2 separate regions of the Mus musculus genome follow, and region 2 is linked to region 1. The links are chromatin loops, found by intact Hi-C in ENCODE. Cell type or tissue: left cerebral cortex. All regions are shown on one strand. Each heading gives the region's core, and the rest is flanking DNA. Links, peaks and the distances in the headings are about the cores only.

What was found. A loop is a pair of places that touch in the nucleus more often than their neighbours do. Peaks named below come from ENCODE experiments on the same cell type or tissue, not always from the same donor. Only the 100,000 strongest peaks of a DNase experiment are listed, where the experiment ranks them.
Region 2: it touches region 1 in a loop (2.1-fold over the local background); 2 of 42 quality-filtered maps call a loop at or near these places.

Annotation. Positions count from the first base shown.
Region 1 is chr10:12,605,247-12,615,227 of GRCm38, reverse strand. All of the region lies in intron 50 of Utrn (utrophin), which reads left to right. Among named protein-coding and RNA genes, the nearest start is that of Gm25139, 240 kb to the right of the region's middle. In left cerebral cortex, for the core only: a CTCF peak has its summit at 2,581 (motif pointing right); DNase peaks (open chromatin) are centred at 2,610, 3,474, 5,017, 5,691 and 1 more place; H3K4me3 peaks cover 2,512 bases; H3K27ac peaks cover 1,880 bases.
Region 2 is chr10:12,471,431-12,481,411 of GRCm38, reverse strand. It overlaps Utrn (utrophin), which reads left to right. Exons shown (of 74, transcript NM_011682.4): 55 at 42-188; 56 at 2,921-2,999; 57 at 6,081-6,141. Among named protein-coding and RNA genes, the nearest start is that of Gm25139, 110 kb to the right of the region's middle. In left cerebral cortex, for the core only: no CTCF peak of the experiment used is centred there; a DNase peak (open chromatin) is centred at 5,868.

The DNA.
Region 1 (9,981 bases), core at 1,058-9,057:
CCCAGACTGGCTTAAGGTGATTTATTAGCACAGAGTGGGCTTCAGTCTGTCCTTCCAGACAAATCCCTTAGTGCTCCTCAGTGTTTCTACTCATTCCACAAGCACAGCGGGAGCCGCGTTCCACTGGGAGTGCTCGCATCTCTCTGTAAAGCCTCATGTTCCCTGCCACCCGGTCTCCTCATGTAAACTCAGCTACCAGGCATGCACCGTGGCCGTGATGGGGTTCACTCTCTGTCCCCAGGGGAAGTCGCCTTTGTATCTTTAGCTTTAGTGCTTCACTTAATATCCTCTCGTCTCCGGAGCGCTCTCCTTCCCTGCAGCCAGCAGTGCTTGGCCACGCTGCAACTTGCTTCATTTCTGGCCACGCCAGGCTGAGCAGGTCCTGGCTGTGAGCATCTGCTGGGGGCTGTCTGGGTGGCGTTCTTCAGTGTTTTTGTCAAATCAAGAAGTTGATGGACTCCCAGCCTCCTTTTCTCTAGAACCTTAAACCCCCCTTTATCTTTCAAATGCATGTCTGGAAACGAGCATGCTCAGAGAACTGGCAAATCATTGTCCAGTGACCGGGAGGAAATGATCGCTGCTCTTCATTTATAATGCAAATTCTGAGGACTCTTCAGAAGTGTGGTAAACTTAAAATGATGGCGGTGGTGAGAACGTCTCTGCAGAAAGTTGTGGTTTTGTTACATCGTTTACAAAGGATGGCAGTTTCCTCTCCGCGGTACCAGAAGCTCTGCAAGGTAACTGATTGGAAATAGGGAGTGGGTGTCTGAAGAATCCACTGTTGCCTGGCTAGGAAATACTCATCTTTCAGGCTCCTCTGAAGGAAAGGAAAAACTCCCTTTCCAGGCAACTGATTGCAAAAGCTGTTAAAAGAAATCGCTCCATTAAAATTTATTTAAGCCTATGAGACAAGTACTATTTTAGTACATATTTTATTTTACCATCTATAACCTAGTCTTCTGAGATGGGTTGTTTGGAGAAAATATGACAAACTATTTTCATTAAGACCTGTTACCTCTGGGGTACTTTACAATATCTTAATATTTAATGACACATTAATACAATGTTAAGCTCCAGCAAAATCAAGCAGAGAGCTCAGAATGCTCTTTCAACAGATTGCTTACCGTGCTCTTCTTTTTATAGCTGATATTTTCCAATTAAGAAAAGTAATGCCCATTTTAAAAACAAGCTTAGCCCCATTGTAAACATTTCTTATATTCTTGTGTGTCCACATGTCCTAGTTAAAGTTGAAGAACACAATTTTCTGTGGCCAGGTGGGTTAAGTAGTGTTTTAGGATATAACTTGTTTGACAGTTATACATTTTGAATGCAATGTCAGTTATTCTAAACACAAGCCGTCCCACGTCCTCCTGTGTTGTTTTGGGTTAGTATTTGTTATTGCCCATGGTCTTATCTTATTTAGTGTTCGTACTGTCTCCTTATTTTTATAAAAACAAGATGATATGATGCAAAAGGAAGATTATAGCAGCAGCAAATCAAATTTTATGTTATTACAATTTTCTCCCTGTACAATTCTTAGTATGCTTCTAAAGAAGGAATCTTACTGTTCTTTAAAAGATCAACTGATCAGTAATTGGGAAAACTGCCTCTTATCTCATTATTTTTCTGAAGATGTTAAATTTGATGTGTTGAAGCACCTAGGCTCTGCCTATAAAGCAATGGGTCTAGGCTGGGAAGCTGGATTCTGTTAATTTGATTTTTTTTTTTAATCACAGTGTTGTGCTTTACAGTTTGTCTAATTTAATATATGTCTGTCCAGAAACTTACTTTTTAAAATATAATCTTAGGAAATCGATTGATATAGTGAGACGTGCTTTAAAGAGATGCTATATTTTCATTTGTGTTAAGTTAATTAAAGCTTGATCCAACTTATTAATCCAGTCGGAAAAGTACAGAACTAACTGTTGGATATGTTGAGATTTCATCTGCTTAAAGAATCCGTGTGTTTTTGTAAGATGTTTACATTTTCACAAAAAGCCAATTTTGATAATGGAGAAGAAAAATGCATTCACTAAATAAGTATTAGTATTTTACTTTTTAAGTATTGGTATAGATACATGAATCATTAATATATGTTACTTTTTTAAAGCTAAGGATATAAATGTATGAAGCATTAAAAAAAAGCTGGGTTATTATTTTTCTCATCTATTCCCATAAGCACTTTCACAAAAGCAGAGGGGTTTTGAGCTGTAAGGCCATTGGGTGCGTTGACTTCCACACATAAAGCAAAGTTAAGGTGCTGGAGAAAGCTACTAAGTAGTCTTATGATAAGACCCTGAATAAGCACACATCATGTTACTGGAGTCATGGGGAAGTTCACTTCCAACAGGAGTATTCTTTGGGAAGATTTATTGAGATTTGTAATTTCTCAAAGATGCCTTAGAATTTAAATCTTCGGCACGGGCATTACTTTTTGGGAACCTGAGGTTGTCTTATTTGCAATTGAAATTTACCCTTTATATATTCTCTACCCTATGTGAAATTAGCTACTGCTCAGACAGGGAGGGGGGGGGCACACACTTCCAGTACTTTCCAGTAGGTGTCAGTGTCAGGCAGTGATATATGAGGTTTGGGGACTCCAGACAGGGAAGTGGCGTGATGCTGTTGTTGACTATGAATAAATGAACTGGTAGCAGGTATCTTTTATTTATCTTATTGTATGTGGGAAATGGATCCTAATGCATATCATTGTGGATAAAATTATAGGTACAGACTTAAATGTCAGTTGTCCTTCTCTGTTAATGGCATGGTATCTATATCTACTGAGCCTACTTGTTACCAGTGCTGTCACTGTGCTGCAAGTTTGACCAGCTGTACTGTTTATCTGCTTAGCGAGACACTGAATTCTCTTTATTTAAATTGCAAATGTTGTTACAGCTATTTCCCCCTATATCCCTTACATTCTCTAAATTTAGTCTTTTAGAAAGGAAATGTTAAATACTTCAGTGTTTTGCCATAAAAAATACAGAAAGTCTATATTTCAAGTACATTTAAAGACGAGAGAGAGAGAGAGAGAAAGAGAGAGAGAGAGAGAGAGAGAGAGAGAGAGAGAGAAGAGAAGAGTCTATTTTGCGTTCATCTTGGCATTTTGAAAACTGGTGTCTGAATATTTGTACCCTCTTCATCTTTCACATCTTTCTTTTGTCTGTTGTATGGGTATCAGTCATTTATAAGTAAGTGAAAAACGACTGGAAAATTGTGCACAGTATTCTTATTTTGAGTTTTATTTATTTGTATGTATTTCCCCCTGCCTATTTCTCATAGGGAAAGGGACAGGGATGGGCAGAACTTGGGGAAACTGTGGCTCTGAGTAACCCCCCTCCAACTGTACATGGTGTTGTATTTTTTGCTTTTAAAGGTGTTTCTTTCTGGTTATACAATCCCTAAAATTTGGGCAGGAAACAGAAACACATTGGCTGCTGACTTGAGAAGCAGCAGCATTGAAATTGCCCTGATGACCTCGAGCCACCCCACGCTAGATGCTAATTTCTCCTGATTTGGCTTAGATCACTTAGCTTCTTTAAAATATTAATGACTCTAGAGGATAATTTTTCCTCTATTAGAGCACAGTGGACACAAAGCTGGATGTAAGTGACTTTTAAGATTGCTACTGACTTTAACTTGTTTGCATTTTGTGATTATCTTGGCCTGTTTTCAGTCTTTGAATTGAAACCTGATTGAGGTTATGTTGAGTTAGAGAGGAATTTTATAATCCCACCCCCACCCCCACCCCCTCAGGGACATTTTTAATGGCATATTTAATAATTGACGTGGTAAAAAGTAGATTCTTACAAGGTAGATTAGTGGGTGAGTCATAGAACATTGAAAAATAATTAGTATTATAAATTGAGTCCTTCATGACTTCAGCATTTTTATTGATTTAGCTAATTATTTTGATTTAGTTTTATGATTTTTTTGTGCTGCCAGCATATGTATGTAAAACAGTTTCGCTGAAATAATTTTGTGCCCAAACATTTTGTCATGTGTCCTATGAGTTAAAATATTTTAAGCATCCTGGTGTATATTATTAATTCAAGGTTGTGCACAGGTGCCATGAAGAAGGAAACAGCTGTTCAAGAATCATAGAGTGTTGATTTGTTCGTGTGGTCAATATTGTCTTCTTACTGCCCAGACTGATTCGCCCCTTCATTCTGTGCATTTTTCTCCCACCATTGGCTTATTAGTAGGGGACAATGACGGCTTGGAAAGCCAGGGATGACAAGTGATGTTTAAACAAAATCAGTTTCTCCTCCCTGACGTCTGTATATATGTTTGTGTGTGAGAACCACATAGACCCTGTGTGGGTACTTTTATAAAGGGTAACTCTATAACTGAACATATCCCAATCACTCAGTGTTTGACATGACTTTTAAGTTCACATGCTGCCTGGCATCTGTATGTTAATATGAGGTTCATATAAGGTCAAGCATATGTGCTGGACAGTGGTGGCACATGCCTTTAATCCTAGCACTTGGAAGGCAGAGACAGGCTGATTTCTGAGTTCGAGGCCAGCTTGGTCTACAGAGTGAGTTCCAGGACAGCCAGGACTACATGAAGAAACCCTGTCTCGAAAAAACAAAAAAATAAACCAAAACAAAACAAAAAAGGTTGAACATATGTGTTTTGGGGGAAAAAAATAGAACACGTGAGTGGTGCATTTTAAAATAAGCCTTACAGGTTTTACTTTCAGGTGGGGTGTGTTGCTCTCCTTGGATAACTAAACCCTGAAGTGTTTCAGAGCATGAAACAAGCTTGACTTGGCCACAGTCTGAATGTTAAGACAGAGGTATTTTAAGACCATCTGTCAGGCTCCCTTGGTTTCTCTCAGTAACCAAACCGTACACATATTTCTTGAGCCACAGTAAATGGACGTCCTAGCCTGAGGTCCCCTTGATCATGAGTCAGTTCTTGCTTTCATGAGAAGCCAGTGGGTTGGGTAGTTCAGAAGGTGTATGGAGGTGGAGATGCCGTGGAGCAAAATGGCGGATGCGGAGGGATTCACATTTATTCTCCCCTTTCCTTGGTGCTGTTTGTGGTGTCTCATCAGAGATGTGTGAACTCCCAGAACGAGTACTTTCTTAATGCTCTGTCTTCTGCAGTTCCTGCTGAGGTCCAGATTACTGACTCAAAACAGGAGACCTTCCTCCCTGCCTGTGACTGTCACAGGAGTTTTGTTTTGTGGCTTCCCAAAGGGGCAGCAGCTTAGCTGATCTGTGACCTCCCTTTTTACCATAATTCCTCATATCAACGCGAATGTCAAAATTATCTTTTATTACTTAAGTAGTAACATATCGTTAATCAGAAAACCCATGTTACCAATGACTTCACTTATGATTTAATGCAGTGCTTTTTACATGATTAAAAAATAGCCGGGCGTGGTGGTGGCGGACGCCTTTAATCCCAGCACTTGGGAGGCAGAGGCAGGCGGATTTCTGAGTTCGAGGCCAGCCTGGTCTACAGAGTGAGTTCCAGGACAGCCAGGAAAATACAGAGAAATCCTGTCTCGAAAAACACCCCCACCCCCAAATGCCGGTCACAAAGTTAAGTGGTTCTTTAAGAACAAAAAACGTTAGTTGGAACTCTGCGTGACTGACGCGGATACAGTAGGGAGTAAACAGAAAGTTCTTTCTGAGAAGAGAGCTGGCATAGCACTCTAGATTCAGAAAATGCTATTTTGTCATCGTGACTAAAAGCTTGATGACTTGTGTTTCCTCTGGGGTGCAGTTTATTAAGTATCAAATGGAAATTTCCAGCCTGTATGTATGGATCTGAAAGCTATAGGCACGAACCGCTTTCTCTTGGTTCTCGGCAGAGCCCTGCTGGCCTTTCAAAGGGAAGTTAGTTGTTTATATTTAGCTCTGGAAATTAAGCAATTAGCAGGGATAGGAGAATATAGACAATGTCACACCATTGTCGTTTTCTCACTTGCTCGAAGTTTGTTCATCTCAGGCAAGGTAAATGAGTCCAAGTAATTGAAGTTGGAAAGGATGTGGAGTGTGGGAGAGGATTGCTTTTCATTTTTCTTTTTCTAGTTTGTTCAGGTCTGTGAAGTTCTGAAAGACTGATTTGTAACAAAGCTCAGTCACAGAAGCGGACAGTGCTTTTTAATGCTTAATAAATAATTGGCCGCTGTGACAGCATGGCCTGATAAAGCCGGAACGGAATCCCTCTAGAATGGAAAGTGAAGTAGTTGGGTCAGGCCTGGTGGTACAGGTTCTGTACTCTCAGCTAACTGGGAAGCTGAGGCTGGAAGATTGTTCCAGGCCTGGGTGGTTTGTAGAGTGAACTGAAGGTCAGGTTGTATAACTTAGTGACTCTCTGTCTTGTATTGAAATGTTAAAGTATCAAAGCTTTGTGTATTGTGCCAGGTGAACATTTGCCTAACATATGTAAGGCCCTAAGGGCAATTCCCTGCAGTTGCTGGAAGGTGTTGGTTTTCAGGGTGGGTGCCTCCTTCTCCCTGCTCTTCCTCCTTCTCTTCTCCCTCTTCTTCCTCCTTCTCTTCCTCCTCCTCCTAATACATATTTGTGCATGTTTATTATAGAATTGGTAGACAGTTTCTGTGTATAGACACCATGACCTTGACAACTCTTATTAAAAAAACAAAACAAGACAAAACATTTAATTGCGCTGGCTTACAGTATAGAGGTTCAGTCCCTTACCATCATGGTGGGAAGCATGGCAGAGTGCAGGCAGACATGGAGCTGAGGGTTCTATATCTGGATCCTCAAACAGCAGTTGGAGACTGTGTCACACCAGCCACATTTGACCTTATGCTACCTCAAAGCCTGCCCTCACAGTGACACACTTTCTCCAACAAGGCCACACCTCCTCCAAGGAGGCCACAGCTCCTAATACTGTCACTTCCTATGGGCCAAGCACTTATATACATTTGTGTATGGGCTCCATACCTGTTCAACACCACATTCACAAAAGTGACCATCTCTTTTGAGACAGGATCTTTTATTGGCCTGACCTCACCAAGCTGTCCAGACTGGGGTGGATTCTCCCTGTTTAGACTTCCCTAGCTCTGGGATTACAAAGACAGTGCACACACACCACCATACCCAACAAACATTTTTCTGTGGTTTCTGAGAATCAAGCTCAAGTCAAGCACTTTATCCAGTGAGCCACCTTCTCAGGCCATATTTATGGTGTCTGTATTTTTTCCTACTGTAAAAGGACTAGGAAAACAAAAACTGTTGACATAGAAAACCACAGCACAATAAAAATTAACAGGAAAGCAACAACCCTAGACTCCATGGGAAAGCGTCTAATGAAACACGGACAGAGACGCCTAATGAATAGGATTGTAAACGTTCTATGTGTTTTTAAGATAGTGTTAATATATATTTTTATATGTTTTATCTATCATCTATCCATTTATATATCTTCTATTTATCTATCTATCTAATTTATATATCATCTATCTACATATCTTTCATCTATCTATCTATCTATCTATCTATCTATCTATCTATCTATCTATCTTCCTACCTATCATCTGTCTGGGAAAGAAAATTGTCACCAGTTCTATGTAACATCTGGAGAAACAAGCTCTTTTAACTCCACAGTGAAGGCACAGAGTAGGCGATGCTTGGCCAGTACATGATTTAACTGGCACTGTTGACAGGTTTTCTGATTCCAGATTCAGTGTCTCTCTGCATTTCATTTCAGGTGGTCACAGTGGTTATCCTGAGCTACAAAGAACCATGCGGTTGAGGGGTAAAGAAAGAGAAAGTAGCTTAAGTCATTGCTATACTTTCTTTTAGTTATCATTCGTTGTATTTTCACTGTACTAGGAAGGAAATCCCCTGTGTAGATGTTTCATCACCCGTAGTCTTGGGCATGCCTAGGTACTTGTTCTCATCTTGAAGTTGAAAAAACAATGAGCAACTGGGCTGTGGTGGCGCACGCCTTTAATCCCAGTACTCGGGAGGCAGAGGCAGGTGGATTTCTGAGTTTGAGGCCAGCCTGGTCTACAAAGTGAGTTCCAGGACAGCCAGGGCTACACAGAGAAACCCTGTCTCGAAAAACCAAAAAAAAAAAAAAAAGAAAAAAAAAAAAAGAAAAACAATGAGCTACATTATTTTTGAAACTATTTTGGCTATATGAACGTTTTTGTTTCCAGTTTCTATAGGCTTTTTTTTTCCCCCCTAATGGATTCATTTCTCAGCTTTGTACAAAGGATGGATTGGCTCATTTTAATGCAAATTGATATAGTTGGTTCTGGGTTTTGATTCATAATTTAGCTTGGTTTGAGTCTCAATACCACAAGTATTGAATTATGTATTCCCCAAGCCTAATTCTCCATACCCAAATGTAGTTTTTTATCATCATATTTAAGACACATAATAGCGCCTTTAGAAGATAAGTGGGAAGGAGCCAGCTGTGGAGCACCTTGTTTTAGTGAAGCATCTTCTCTGTTTTGAAAGTCATGTATTCAGTGGTTCTCATGCACCACATATATGTTCAGCGTGCAGGGATGTGCCAGCTTTGTCAGTCCCAGAAGTTCATTTAAGTTGTTCTAAAGACATTTAAAATATTTTCTTCTTATGTTTTTTATTTGTTTGTTTTAAAACTTTAAAGCTTTGTTTTTATTATTTTTGAAGTGTGTATCTCTCTCTCTCTCTCTCTCTCTCTCTCTCTCTCTCTCTCTGTCTCTGTGTGTGTGTGTGTGTCCGTGTGTGTGTGTGTGTGTGTCCGTGTCTGTGTCTGTAGTGATGTGTACATGAGTATAGCCAGAGAGGCTTGGATCCTCTGGAGCTGGAGTTACAGGCAGTTGTGAGTTGCTTAACATAGGTGCTGGCATCCAGCTGTACTACTCGGAAAGGCAATTAGGTGACCCTAATCCTCTGAGCTAGCTATCTTTCCAGCCCTGTTTGTTTTTTGAGGCTGTCTCTGCATATGTAGCCCATGATGACCTCAAACTAAGCATCCACCTGCCTCAGCTTCCAGGGTACTAGGATTACAGTCTCATACCACCACAGCCATTTATTTTAATAATTAATAATAGTAGTAATGGTATGAACTTTTGAAGAATTGTTGTGAGTCAAAGTGTTCATACTAGTCTAGAATAAGACTATGTGTATTCACATAATTTTGGCCTGGTCATTTACTACGTTGACATCACCTTGACAAACCATTGACAGGATCTATAGCTCAGCTGTCTTTCCAGAAAATGAGAGTCCAGTTAATCTCTCTGAATTTCACTAACATCTTGAATCTTTACACAGGCTGTATGGGTATTCATTGATCAAGGGAGATGACCTAGGGAGTGTGCCCATAACTTCACGTGCCTGTGTGTGGTATTGTTACTTTCCTGGTATTCTCTAACATTAAAGGGACCACCAAATCCTAATAAGGAAGTCCACAGCATAATGGCCCGGGGAGTGCCTCTCAAAGATTCAAACCTTGTAGACTCTGGCTTCCTGAGATGAAGTCTGGGCCATCCTCAGCAGGGCTACCTTACACCACTGTTCTCTATAGAGAATAAGGAAAGAGTGCTAAGAGTGCTACAGAGGGGTGTGTGTGTGTGTGTGTGTGTGTGTGTGTGTGTGTGTGTGTGTGTGTGTGTCTTGGTTTCTGTTTGCAGCTCTGCTTGGGAAAGTCCAGGCAATCCTTTCCCTTGACCTTGAGGTAAGATTCCCATAGGATATGCATTCCCCAGTTCTGTTCACTCCTCTGGATTTCCAGGCTCCTCCTTATTGCCTATAATCTTTGAAGCCTACAATACAACTATCATGCACTGATTTAGACATTATTAAGAGACTCTGTTCTTTTTAAACAAAGCCAGGAAAGACATCACTTGTCCTGGGACCACTGTAGGAGAATACAACACATTTACTTAGAGATAGAGAAAAGCAAAAACTTCTTAAATACATTTTTCAGTATCTTGAAGAATGATCACTGTTTTGTTTTGTTTCTGTTTTTTGAGACAGGGTTTCTCTGCGTAACAGC
Region 2 (9,981 bases), core at 879-8,878, 130 kb after region 1:
TCTCTTCTGGCGACATTCTAAAATAATCTGTTTTCTACCAGGCGTTTAGAGAAGAAATTGCACCAATCAACTTAAAAGTAAAAACAATGAATGACCTGTCCAGTCAGCTGTCTCCACTTGACTTGCATCCATCTCTAAAGATGTCTCGCCAGCTGGATGACCTTAATATGCGATGGAAACTTCTACAGGTATCGGCTTAGCCCCTTCAGAATGCTATCTAACACTGCATAAAGAATACAGAACAGGAATAGAAATGTCAGGCTATACAATTGTTGATTTGTATTTAGTTTCTTAGTGTAACAATTCTTTGTGGGGTTTTTTTTTTAAACCTGAAAAACACACATTAGGATGTACACAAACAGAAACACTCAGATGGTCTTTAAAACTCACCTCAGTTGTAAACTACATATTATCTCGTCTCTCTCTTTACTGAGGGTGTTTGATAATAAATTTAGTAGGCAGGTACTTGTCTTTCTATATCTTGAAACCAAGAGCATCATTTAGTTATGAGTATGGATTTCTTGGTTATAATTTATATTTACACTGTATATAATACTTGTAAAAAATACACAAAAGCCAGTAAGTTGCAGCAATGATAACCTGGAGTCAGCCACAGGATCCTTTGTCCTGTTGTAACCTGTAAAGAAATCATTGTCTTACTTTCATTATGTGTTCTTTCTCTTTTGAAAAAGTTACAAAGCTTTTCTTCGTTTTCTTTACATTGTTCACTGTGCAGGAGTTTTCTTTCTGTTTACAGAAAGCACACCTGCACTTAGTGTCTAGATCCGACCTTCCCAAGGCAATTGTTTCAGTGGCTCCTGACCCTACTTGTAGACTCCAGATTAGCTGAGCCAGGACTCATGAGTGTTCCAGGTCTAAGCATTGGCTGACTACTGTCCATGCCAGGCAGCAGTTCATGGTACAAAGGGTCTGGGACACATTTGCTCTCCACCTCCTATCAGTCAAAGCAGCTATGCCTTTTTGCTGAAAATCCGCAGGGGAGGCTGTAACTAGAAGAGTAATAGTAAATAATTCTGACTAATTTCTCTACAATATAACATGTAGTAATACAAATGTGCAGTTCCGTCATTTTATTTGAAAAGTACTGTACATTTTAGGTTATAATATATTCTTACATTATCCAACATCAAAATGCATAAGGAGGTGACTGAGATTGGACTTGGTATGTAAATGCATTTGTAAACACCAGAATCTGTCCCTAGCAACTCACTTGGTAGAGGAAAGGGCCACCTTCTAAAAGATGCTTTGTGACGCCTGTGTCCTGACCACCCGCACGCCTCTCCATGTAGAATACATGAACGTTAATTTTTTTTTTTAATTTAATGTTACATGTTTTCTTAATGAAGTTGAAAGTGTGAGATGTGAATATTCCATATGTGACGATCTTTCCTATCCTTGTGAAGGATGTCAATAATCCGGGATTAGTCAGGCTAAGCATATTAAATTTGTAAGTGCTCACAGAGATGTCTGAACCTAATTCTTTTTGCTTCTGTCCCATCTCTCTGCATCGTTATCATTCATTATACTCATTTGAAGATTGCTTTTCTGGTCTTTCTTGATTTCCTTTTGCTTTGCCTCTGTTATCCTCATCTCTACAGATGTCAGATGTATTGTTAGATTTGATGGGAACATTCTTCCACCTTTATCTTTGATGTTGGTAGCTACTAGGGTTCAAATATCAGTCCTGGATAAGCAAAGACAAATCCCTGTTAGCAGACAGTGCTGTTAAATTTCAGGACTAGCAGCTTACTTATAAAATATGACATTTGAGCATCTCTCATAATGAATAAAGTACACTCTGATGCAATTTATGTAGCTGACCAGGAGAAAGCTGAGATGCCCAGTGAGCTAGGCAGATGCAAGTTTTATTTACAGTGTGCTGAAAATGAAATTGTTCATTCAAATGGAACAGCTCACCACCACTGCACAGACAAATAACAGGGCCAGGGAAATGGAAATGTCAGAAGGCAGTATGCAATTGTTGTTCATTTGCATTTGGTTTCATAACTGGTTTTGTCCTGTGGCACGGTAACAATAGAATCCACACTAACAACCATAGAAGGGAGTCATGGCTGGGATGCACTGGTGACACATTGCAGCCTGGAGCAGGGATTCTCAGAGGCTCCTCTTTCCTTTGGTAAAGACCATCAGATGCAAACTTGTAGGGAAATCAGAAGATGTTTCACACCCAGCTTCCAGTTTTCTCTCTTCTGTCATCTCATATACTCATTTATCTATCTCCCATCTGTCTGCCTGCCTACCTTCCTACCTACTTATCAATATGCTTATCAACCTGTGTAACCATCTAGGATCATCTGCTTAACTGCCTGTCTACCCATCTATCCATCTGTTTATGTCTTTATCTTTAGAGTTCTCTAAGCTCCATTTCCTACACATTCTCTGTGGTACTTTTATCCTCTTTTTTTATAAAAGAGGCATGGATAAGGGCTCCTCCCATGGCCACATCTTAAGCTGTCTTAGAAGCATGCTTCCTGCCACCAAGTTGGGGAGAACAGTTTTCAGGCATAAAGATGGGCTCCGATGGCCAAGGCATGAATATTCACTTTGTTCTGACTAGTTGTGTCCTCTGGCCCTTCCTTGTGTCTTGCTTTCTTCATATCTAAAATGATAACCACAATTAATATTAAGCTAATGTGGTTATTGTATAGATTGAAAGTTCATATAGATAGTTTAGAATGATCTCTGACTTTCTTTACCATTATTTAATGTCAGAAGTTGATTTTCATGCTGCCGCATTAATAAGAAGAGAAGTTTTCTGCCCAAACAGTAATGAATTGATAGAGCAACAGCATTACTTGATAAAGTAATTACGTCAAGGATGTTATGAAAACCATTGTCTTGAAGTCAGTCGTTTCATCTGGCGTGTGCTTGTGTGCAGGTTTCCGTGGACGATCGCCTTAAGCAGCTCCAGGAAGCCCACAGAGATTTTGGGCCATCTTCTCAACACTTTCTGTCCAGTAAGTATCAATAAATTTGAGTGTTCTTGCTTAACTTGAATGAATTTGCAAATTCGTTCAGTTCTGCCCAAGAAGCTCTATCTTTGCTCTAACTATACTTTAAATTAAGAGAACATGTTCATGAAATATTACTTATTGCTTATGTAATAAATGCAGTATGTAAATTGGTAAATATTCAAAGGAAAACAAAAGTAAATTTGTATCTAGATATGTTTTCTCATTTAAACATTGGTTATGATAACATATATGGTATTTGTCATGCAAAGCTTATGAATGTCTCATACCAAAAATTTATGCTGTAAGGTTTTTTAACCAGTTTATTTCAATTCTCTCTCTATATATGTATACTTAGTTTTTTTTTTAAAGCTTCACATGAATTTTAATTCACTATATAAATACTTAAATGAGAAAATGTTGGTTTACTAAGCTCAAGGTAGTCATCTCATGGACAAATGTTATACATTAAGTGTTGCACCAAGGTAGGTTTAATGGAACATCCTCCAACTGGAACTTGTAATTTTATGTGCACTTCATGAAGTCTTAGGGAAATAATTTTGAGCCCTGTTTTATTTATCATCCACTTCTGATGATACTTAAGAATGCTGAATTTTGAAACTCCCAAACTGATTTTAAATGTTAACATTGTCTTTTACTAGACCTGAGAATTTTTGAAAATTAATTTCTTGATCTCTGCATACCTATTTCCTCAGATTGCCTCAAGAATGAAATTCAGTAGTCTATCCTGTTAGACCAAGCACGCAAGCCACACCTTGGCAAAGATGCTTTCAGCACATATTAATGCCTTTTCTTTAATTTCCTATGGGAAGTATATGGAAAAAAAACAAGTTGTGTAATTTAATTAAATTTAAGTAAATTTTAAGCTCAAGGCCAAGAATACTTCTCAATTATGGAAACTTATTTTCTCTGAAACCACAGAGAAAGGGTCAGGGTTTATTTACTTTTGTATTCTTGTGAAGTCACATTTGTCATTTTCTGTCCCCTACCTCTAAGACTTACCCATCTTCAGTTCCTAAGCTGAGCCTGTGGGTGTTTGTCTCTGAGTGAGGTATAGCCCTTTGTGGTGGGTAAGGGCGGACCTTTTTTTTTAATGCTTAACATATGGATAGCACTATTGTTGAAATAAATAGCCTCTTATTATACTCATTAGATATTAAGTATTATAGATTTCTAAACCCTATAGAATAACTAAGACCAAATTGAAGAAGCATTTGTAAATAATGGAGACTCTGTAGTTCAAATGATCAGTTTATCTGCTAATATTGATGGAGCCCTACCTTTCCACCTGGCAACCTCTCCCATGGAAATCTAGTTCATGTTTCTTCAGTCATAAAGCACTGCAGAATTGCAATACACTACATGGTGTTCAAGCACGTGGTCTTCAACCGACAGTCCAAGAAGCTTGGTTATTCGAATCAAAATAATTACTGAATAAATGAAGAAGTGTGAGAAAACTTGCAATTAGTACATTTAATAATTCTTATTCCTTGCTGCTTACGGTCTTTGGCTTGATTGTGTTCTTTGGACTTTACCCATGCTTGTTAAAAAGCAAGTTCCATGAGGCACACAATAAAACCTGACCTATCAGCCTGGTGCCACCATGAAGTGAGGCTAGCTCTTATGAGAAGTTTAGCATACCTGAGTCTTCATTTCTGTGTCTGTTTGTGAATATCTGTGGACACAGTTGTAAAGATGAGTGCTTGCCTTTGATCAAGACCAGAACAATTGTTAAGGAGGAAGTTTGCTGAGCTAGTTTTTGGAAAGGTGTTGTAGTATCTGAACTACACCATTTTGAAAAGGACTTTGGGCAGCTTCTTCTTTTTTAGGGGAGGGGGGCTCATATCACAGGACTCTCTCTCTCTCTCTCTCTCTCTCTCTCTCTCTCATTATTTATTTATTTTATGTATATGAGTACACTGTTACTCTCTTCAGACGCACCAGTTGAGGGCATTGATTCCCATTACAGATGGTTGTGAGCCATCATCTGGTTGCTGAGACTAGAGCTCAGGACGTCTGGAAGAGCGGGCAGTGCTCTTAGACAGTGAGCCATCTCTCCAGCCCTTGGGCAGCTATTTTTAACTCTGCGTATTTAGCTTCTTCTCCATTATACTGGACATTGGTGTGTGGATCTTGCTGCATTTTCAAAATAAAGTTTGGATTTGGGATGCTTGGCAAAGTTTAGAATGTTGCATATTTGCAAGATATCAATGTGCCAAGAAATTATGAAAAAATAGTGACGTGTCTATATGAAGGTCTAGAGATAGTTGTAAACTTTCATTTTAATTTACCTGGTACCTTGCTTAGCAAAATTCTTCTGGTTCTAAATTCATGTGGCTACTCTACTTAAATAAACATTTAACTAATTGATTTACTAAAGCACTAATGTAATGTATCTTTACAAGTAATCAGTAAACAGAATTTCAAAAAGGAAAGAACTTCCATTAAAAGGCATCATATCTCAATCGTGGCAAACATCTCAAACATACTACAAACATGGAAAACTGTTTTTTAAATACTGCGGATCAAAATAAATATCTGATATTTTTCTTAGATGATCTGCTTGCTTCTTAAAAAACCCCTTGCCTATTTTTATGTTGAATTTTCTTTCTAAAACCTTCTTATAATTAAATTTGCTTGAGTGCCATCTGTTCATAATAGCTGAGCCTATGAATATGGTGCAAAGTGAAGAATACTATTAGTGATCTAGAAATTCCATCTTGGGAACTGTCATTTTAAATCTGAATGTACAGCATATAGGGAGCATGCTTTGCAGATGGCACTGTGTTCTGTGTTGCAATGTTTATGAACAATAACCTGATTTTGTGAAAGTGTTTTCATTGTTAGGGTCTGACAGAATCGGCTCTGGACGTTGAGTCTTGGTTCTTTTCCTCACTTCACATGAAGCTTTAAAGCTGTGCTGCTTGGCCTCGTGCTTTTCTTAATTGCAGGAATCCAGCTCAGAGCCAGAACGGGTCCCTCAAGAGTTGCTCCGAAATGTGTTCATTTGTTTTACATTAAGGTGTAAGGCTTGCTGCTTCCAATAACTTCCTTTTGTTTCCTCAGCTTCAGTCCAGCTGCCGTGGCAGAGATCCATTTCACATAATAAAGTGCCCTATTACATCAAGTAAGTCCACTTCAGTTCTCTTTTATGTACCAAGAAAATAAAGTTTTACCGAATAATTGAAGAGCGCTCCTGCTCCCCTATGTAACTTGTTTTGTTGTTGGTCATTTTTGTTTGTTTGTTTGTTCTGAGACAGGGTCTCCCTATGTAGTCCTGGCTGGCCTGGAACTTATTATGAAGCTAGGTTGGCCTTGAACGCAGGGAGATCCCCACCCCCACCCCCACCCCCAGCCTTTGCCTTCCAAGTGCTGGGAATAAAGCTGTGTACCGGACCCAGAGGGTCTGCGGCACAAACCCAGCTCCCTGGACGTTTTAATCCAGAATTCAATCCGCTTACCAAGAGGAAGATGTGCATGATAATAATGGGAAGAAATTAATTTTAAGATCAGCGAGTTGTCCTTCCTTAGGTCTTTCTGGCCTTGGGGACAGGTCACTGAGTTGCTATTTTATCATCATCTTCATCTTCCTCTTTCTCCTCATCATAAGGTTTTTTCAGCCTAGTTTCTCTCTCCTGTTACTTCTTATGTGACATATTCTGACCCTTATCTAGTTTGCACACCATCTCAGGATGCTGGTCCTTTACTTACTGTATACTTTGTCCCAGAAAAGAATGATGAAGCACTCCTCTGTTATCTCTGGAAGGGGAGGTTAGTGAAGCAGTTGCTTTACAACGCAATCCAGCACTAAGCATTGTCATCGACCCTATTATGTATTAGGAGAACTAGATTGTAATTCTGAGAGTGCACACTGAGTATCAAAAGACAGCTGTGGCTCACATTAGCTGTGTGGCCTTGGGTGAGTTGAATAAAAAAAAGTCTCTGTGCCAAGATCTCTTTGTATGGTGTCTGAAACTAACTGTGGTCTCTTGAAAATCAAAGTGTGTTCTCTTAAAAATCCTATTTCAATATTAATTGACTTTCGGATCTTTGTTTGGAAAAAGCTTGTGAAACCAATATTTGTTGAATAGGACATTTTAATATGCCCTTCCTTCTATCCTGAAATCCATTCTTATTTTTAAAACAAACTGGTCATCATCTATAAAAATATAAGCAGTATGTGTTACATTGTCTTGTGAGAATTGAACTCTTTTGTTCATAGACAGCATTTGGTATATTGAGTTGTGATGGATTCTAGAATGAGGCATCAAGGCAATTGATGAGTGTGTCATTTCTACAGACAGGAATGGAAAGGACTCCAAGACTGGGTGAGATGATTTGTCTTGGTTGAAAGCAGTTGTGGCCATCTAATTAAAATTTTAAAATTTCTTAGCTGTTTTACATTTTAATTTCAATTAATAATAACTTTAGCAATGGTATTGAAGAGCTTTAGTCTGCTTGGGTAAATATTTACCTGAATCAAATAATAAGGCTTTAGTTATAAATCTGAGACAGAATAAGCCCTCCCCTTAAAGAAGTCCAATCCTAACCCCTGGGACTTTGACTCAGTTCTCTTTATACATAACAGTGTTGACAACAACATTTAGCAACAGTCTCCAGGTTGTAGGCTACCATAGGCAGATTATCCTGATGTCAGTGAAATCATGTGAGCCTTTTAAAAGGAAGAAAGCAGCTGAGGAGAAGCCAGACTGGAAGAGGGAAATACAGATGCAACTTTGAAAATGGAGGAAGTGGAATGTCCTTCTGGGAATAGAGACAATTGGAAGAAGCTGGGAAAGAAGGGGTGTGGTCCTTATAGACCTCCCAGAAGCATCCATGCCGTGCTCAATGCTAGCCTTTGGAAGCTTTTTGTGTGGTAGCATTAAAAAATGAGTATACATACAGTCCCAAGTTTAGAAATCCATAAAGATTGATTAAAATGAATTCATGGATAGTTTGACCTAGACTCCTCTATAATCAGATATTTTAAAATGTAAACGCGATCTAGTAAAACAGAATTTGTTTTCACTAGATAGAGAAAATTGGAAATGGCTTACTCTTTTCCTTTGTTTTGTTTTTGTGGGGGTCGGGAAGACATCTACAGTTCATTTCACACACACACACACACACACACACACACACACACACACACACACACACTTCCATTAGCTGAAGAATTTCCATTTGTATACATCAGTAATAGATGACGAAGAATTAAGCAGTTGGACCTTGTCTAACCCCTGGAGTTTATGTTGCGGCACAGTGGAAGAGTGTTCTTGCTCAGTCAGTCAATTCTCATGGAGAGAAAACACGTGGGAGCAAAGTTGGCCTATCCGACATCTTATTGCTTGCTCATAACCAACACTGGAAAAATAATATATAAAACAGCACTGGCAATTCTTTAATTCTTTAATGTTTAAAGGTTAAGCTTCCTATAATGTTTTCTATATCTTAGTAAATATCAGATTTTCTTTTCTCTTTTTAGTAATTATTACTTGGCAGTTTCATACATACATTCTGGTAACTGCTCATCTCCTCACTCTCTCCTGTCCTTTTCCCACCTCCATTAATCCCCCCTCCTACCAAGAGCTCCTCTTCTTGCTTTCTTGTCTTTTGCTTTGTTTTGTTTGTACTTTGTGCCTCAGATCCTCCATGGCTACCCACCTGGAAATGGGTCATTTTCTTAAATACATACAGATTTAGCGTTAAATGTCTTTTATGGTATTCACAATTTAGAGCAAAGTCTCCGGGTTCTATAAAATTCACTAATCTGGCAGTTTTTCATTGTTTACTCTGTTATGCAACTTTCCAGTTTATTTCCCCATAGAAAAAGGAACATTAAACTTGGGAGGTAGAGTTTAGAGTGCCAGTTTTCACTTAGAATTGTTACGAAAACAAGAGTCAATCCTTGGGTAAATTCATAAGCAAGTAAATGATGAATGAAAGAACTTTTAATGTGTATTTCCTCTTGCATGTCTGTACATATAAGTAGAAAAAAATGTTTAAAACCTACTTAGCATTATTGTCACGCTATTAGAATTTCCTGGGGCAAAGTGAGTGAATTAATTTAGCTGTCAGAAAATAGTATTCAAGTAGAAATTTTAAGCTTGCATTTTCGTACATGTAATGCTGGAGTGCAGCAAGAGACTTAAGGAGAGGTGAAACTTATTTTGGGGTTATATCTTAATTGTATAGGTGAATTAAAAATATAGGATACAGATCGAGATGGCCCTTCATTAGCGTTTTGAAGTTCATGGTAGTGAGAGGCATGTCTTTGAAGAGCATCAGGATGTAGATGTGAACTGTGAGAACATGTCTATCTGGCATGACTCTGTTACTGCCTGTGATAGTTGGGTGCCTGGTGCACTAACAAATGCCAGAGAGGAATAAATAAGGTCATAAAGAAAAACAGGTTTAATCAAAATGCTGAGTTGTGGAGCCTGGTCCTAATGGCTACATCTACAAACACTCCCTCACCTAAGACTCAGGGAATATTGCAGAAGAGGTGGTGGAAAGATTGTAAGAGCCAGAGGGGATCAGGGAGTTTACTCTGAGACTGTGTTTCCTAGTAACATTGGAAGCTACACCCATAAAGTCTCACTGACCTATCTGCCCAAACAGGAGCGCAAGGATGACATCAGTGGATGCCAGCCTGACTGGAGGAAAATCCACAGGTCCTCAACACTGGACAAAAAACTATAGGCGACTGAAGACGGCTGGGAGTAGGCGAGGTGGCCTTCCCCAGTGAAGAGAATACCAATTGGTTGCCTAGGGCCTTACAAACATACATACAAACAAACATTTAGCAGCTTATACTTTGGAGTGTGTGTGTGTGTGTGTGTGTGTGTGTGTGTGTGGTATAGAGCATACAATAACAAATAGTGAGGATGGCAGTGTTGTTTTTCCCTAACCAAGGGTAGGGAAGCTGGGCTATTATAGGAAACCCTAATACCCAGCCAGACAACAA